2 separate regions of the Homo sapiens genome follow, and region 1 is linked to region 2. The links are chromatin loops, found by intact Hi-C in ENCODE. Cell type or tissue: OCI-LY7. All regions are shown on one strand.

Region 1 (2,500 bases), 220 kb before region 2:
AATACCATAAGAAAAAACATGCTAAAATGTCTTACCTAATTTGGGGCAAATGGGTGGAGAAAAAAGTTAATTTTTTATGTTACCGAAAAAAGCTATTAATGTTTTATATTATCAAAATTTTATATTATAAAAATATATTTGTTTAAAATTAAAAGAGCCAAAATTGAAAAGAAAACGTTAAAGACAAGGGTGGGGGTGGTGATACAATGAAAATTTGGTCTATCCATCAAAACTGAATGGAGAAAACAAGACTAATAAATGGATAATCAGATGACAATAAAAAGATTAAATTTATCAGTTATCACCACATGTGCATGGTTAAATTCTAAAAGACAAAAACACAAGTTTGGATTGAATCCATTAGAAATACAAAGAGAAACTGCCCAGTACTTCGGGAGCCCAAGGCAGGCTGATCACTCGGGGTCAGGAGTTTAAGACCAGCCTGGCCAACACGATGAAACCCTCTCTCTAGTAAAATTACAAAAAGTAGCTGGGCGTGGTGGTGTACACCTGTAGTCCCAGCTACTCAGAAGGCTGAGGCAGGAGAATTGCTTGAACCTGGGAGGCAGAAGTTGCAGTGAGCTGAGATTGCACCATTGCACTCCAGCTTGGGTGAGAGAGCAAAACCCCGTCTCAAAAAAAAAAGCAGGAAATAAGATCAGCATCTGGCAAACACTACTGACGACAAAACAAGCAGGGATAAAAAAAATGGCATGTCTACATACATATATATATATGTACATACATACACACACACACACACACACATACACACACACACACACAGATTTAGGACAAAACTTTAGACCAATAAATACAGAAACCTAAATGAAATTTAGAATTTTCTAGAACTAAAAAAATTTAAAATTTGACCCTAGAAAAGATAGAAAATTTAAAAGACAATAAGCAAAATTTGGAAACTTTACCTAAAATTTGCTCTAAATGAGCAGCTCAGCCCTGATACAGTCATGTTCACCAAATCTTCAAAGTAACAAGTACCTCAGTTGAACGCTATCTAATTTTTCAAATCAAAAAAGATCATACACCACCAATTTTGAATGACTCAACATAATCCTACACTAAACAATTCCAAAAGCACAGGAAAACACAGAAAGCCTTCTAATCATTTTATGAGCTAACCTTATCTTAATAGCCCTCATGGGCACACCAAACCTTGTAAGCAATCTCATTAAAGAATCCAAGGAGAACTGGTTCCAGGACCCCCAGAGGCCAAAATCTGCGAATGTCAAAGTCCCTTATATAAAATGGTATAATACTTGCATGTAACTTACACATCCACACATCCTCCAGCATACTTTAAATCATTTCTAGATTACTTATAATACCTAACACAATGTAAATGCTACATAAATAGTTGTTATACTGTATTGTTAGGGAATAATGACCAAAATGAGACTGTACATGTTCAGTACAGATGCAACAATGCTTTTTTTTTCCAGAATATTTTCAATCCACAGCTGGTTGAATCTATGGATTCAGAACCTGTGGATACAGAAGGCCAATTGTATACCAAATTCTAGGTTTAAATTTATTATATTAAATATAGAAACATATTTAAAATAGTAAAGCAACATGACCAAATGGGGTTTTATCAGGAATTCAAGGACAGCCAAAACGATACAACATTGTGGTTAAGAGCAGGGGCTTGTGTATCACATGACTTTTGAGTTTATCCAACCCTTAATACATACTAGAGATGAAATGTTGCTTTAGTTCTCCAATACTGTTTCTTCAGCTTCAATAAGAAAGGAGAAAAATAGCACTCACTTCATAAGGTGGTTGGAAAGATTAAATGAAAAAAGTTTGTAAGAAGGCTCAGCACAGCGCCTTACACGGATTATATAGTAAATATTCATATATCGTATGTACAAATGGTTCTTATGTTACTGACATAAAATATCATTCACTGCAAAGAAAAAGACATGACAGTCAACATCTAAATCTAGTTTTGAAACATTTATAAAACTTAGGAATGTAAGAAAATTTCCATATTATAAGGAAACAATATATAATAGAAACTAACATAAATTGTAGTAGCATTCTGTCATCTTAAAGTAATAAGTGGTAAAAATAATGACAAGAAAGAGGTCAGAATATTAAGTATTTGTAAAGGATATGGACTGTATACATATAATATTGAAGAAAATCAACAGAATATTTATTAGAAATGATGTGAATTCATTTAAAAGACTGGATACAATGTGAGTCTACAAGTCAAAAGTAGGTGTGAAAAGGAAAGAATAAGAAAAGGAATAAACAGCTGGAAACCTCTCTGCCCAAATCAAGTCTTATACTAATAATAAGATAATCAACTGATTCCTAATAAAGAATGCCTCCTTTAAGTAACATTTAAAGTGATTTAAGTAATGTTAACTATCAAATGCTGCATGGTATAGTTTTATAACCTTAGATAATCCTAAATTGGAAAATACATGTTATTTTAAGTAAGAAATTTACCCTGAATCCAGTCTGCATTGTT
Region 2 (2,500 bases):
TGATAGGAGGAGTAATGTACATTGAGTATTATTGGCATTAATTTTCTACTCATATGTATTCAGTCTTTCACATATATAAATATACATGCCTACTATATTTTTTATATTTCTATTATTATGATATATTATTTTAACTCTCTGTAAGGACAAGTATCACTTTGACTGCAACAGAACTTTCACCTCTTTGTTGGGCTTTAGCTAATATTCCTAGGACAGTCACAAATATAGCTCCAGAGAGTTACGGGTAACTCCAAGAGATAAATTGTTGTGTCTGCAGCCCAAGCTAGGAAACAGGTTGCCCATGGTGAGATTTATTGACTTCAACTTTCGTTTTTTAAAGTAACTAAATTAAACTAACATTGACTCTGAGTGTCCTGAGACATTTAAAACAATGTATACGTTTAGGAAAGGATTATTGTTGTGACAATCGTAGTAAATGTGATGGTTTTGGAACTGAATAGTTTCATTGCTCTGGGGCTATCTTTGATAACTCAAGTAAAGAGAATAATATTTGCTGAAAAGTTATAGATAGGAATTTAGTGTCTATGAGAGTTGAGGGAGAGGTAGGAGCCGATTAATAGCATTAGTTTGAGTGGCATAGCCAGGATATTTGAAACATCCTCCTCAGAGTTCTTTTAATACTCTTCAGGCCTGACCTGAACACACAGTACTTGTCCATCTGCAAAAATGCAGATTGTTAATCTTTGCCGAACCCTTTCCAGTTACTGAAGAGAAACGTCCAAAAAGTATAGTGATGCCCCAATTATTTAAACAGATTGAAAATGATTTTGGAATTTAGACTTCCTAATATAATTATTTAAAATGTTAAAACAGATTATAATGTCATAGATAGACTATCAATCACTGTCACGGTCATTATGTTTAAAAAATCCTTATTGTGATAGAGAAGTATAATTAAGTGTTTACAGGTAAAACGTTCCAGTGATTGAGACTTGCTTTAAACATCGGTGTTTGGGGAATACATGAAATGAAACTGTCAAGATATTGGCACATGGGGCTCATTACTTATTGTCTCTACTTTTGAGTAGGTTGGACAAATTCCATAATAAAAATGTGAGGAAGTCAACGGTGATGATATGGATACTAGCACATTTGGGTTCTAGATAGAATGGAAACATTAACTAGTGGATAATCTCACAAGAGATGAATTATTTTGGTATATTGTGCTGTTTACATTTATGAAATAGGGAAATAGCAGCTAAAATGCCTTTCATAAGATCTCAGAGAGTTAGGTGGAGGACGCTGTCTTTCCCAGTGTTGATCAATACGTGTTGAGCAGCCTTACGTGTTGACAGAAGAGTGGACCCTGATCCTGCTAATGTAAATAAAGTCCATTGCAGTCCAGGGAGGAAAATATTCACACAAACAGATAATTACAATACAATGTCATAAATGCAAAGGAAGGCCATAGCATGTTTGAAGTGGTGATAACCACAGGAGCAATAGCATGAAGAACAGGAAATACATGCACTGCTGAAAAAGAAACAAGCAGTTGAGTGTTGCTAGAGTTTCAAGCGTAAGGTAGGAGGAAATGAGAATGATGGAGGCGGGGCAGGCAGAGATCTTTATTCTGCAGATGGTTCAGATAACATCAGAGTCAGGGAAGACAGAAGTCTGTGGCAGTCAACCAGGCGAGAGATGATGAGGACTTGAACTAGATTCAGATTAGTTTGAGTGGAACTTTCATGGGGAGAAGAGTAGGAAGGAAAGAGGATCTCAGATTAGGGTATTTTTGTAATAGTGGGTTACAACAGCATGTTAAGCGTTCCCTGCTTCTCTCTTCCTCCCCTCTCACATCCCCTTTTTTACCCTTTTCTTGTCCCTCTCTTACCTTTCTCTTTCTTTTGTTGCATCTTGGGCAAATATTTAATTAAAACAATTTTAAAAATAGTAATATATGCTAATGGAACAGAACTCAAAATACAAAAGACACATAATTTAAAATGTCTGTCTTCCTTTTCCCTTGCTTCTCAGCTGCCCAGTTCTCCTCCTTCAGTGGAACCAGCTATTGTTCCTTCCAAGGTTCTTGTGTATTGCTTCAAAGGTACTGCATGCACTTGCAATCACACATAACACACTTGCAAAGACTTTCAAAAATAACTTTCATGGAGACTTTGTGTACATACTTGACAAGTTAATTAGCATGCTAGCTGCACTAGATTAAAATTCTATTAATTAATTTGATGGGTCATTTGATTATATAGCTCTAAAAGGAAGCGCGGGCTTTTTCTTGAAGACAACAATGAACTCATCAAGGATATTCACATGAATAATCTTTGGAAAATGAAAAATATTAAATTAAACTATCTGAGCCCATCTTTTTCTAATGGATCTGAAGACTGTTAATCTAATATCTATCCAGAGTATCGATTAATCTTCATAAAACCTCAGTGAATACTCTTTTTTACTGTTAAAAAAATCTGCTCATGCAACAACATATTACCCTGCTGAAAGGTCTCTATCCTAACTGAGCAATAAT

The links. Hi-C counts contacts between places; a loop is a spot of excess contacts. Peaks named below come from ENCODE experiments on the same cell type or tissue, not always from the same donor. Only the 100,000 strongest peaks of a DNase experiment are listed, where the experiment ranks them.
Region 1: it touches region 2 in a loop (5-fold over the local background); 10 of 110 quality-filtered maps call a loop at or near these places.

What each region holds. Positions count from the first base shown.
Region 1 is chr21:15,734,251-15,736,750 of GRCh38, reverse strand. The region is part of intron 1 of USP25 (ubiquitin specific peptidase 25); the gene reads right to left. Among named protein-coding and RNA genes, the nearest start is that of USP25, 5.5 kb to the right of the region's middle. In OCI-LY7, a CTCF peak has its summit at 1,131; no DNase peak of the experiment used is centred here.
Region 2 is chr21:15,513,430-15,515,929 of GRCh38, reverse strand. No RefSeq gene overlaps it. Among named protein-coding and RNA genes, the nearest start is that of USP25, 220 kb to the left of the region's middle. In OCI-LY7, no CTCF peak of the experiment used is centred here; a DNase peak (open chromatin) is centred at 1,549; H3K4me3 peaks cover 1,603 bases; H3K27ac peaks cover 1,980 bases.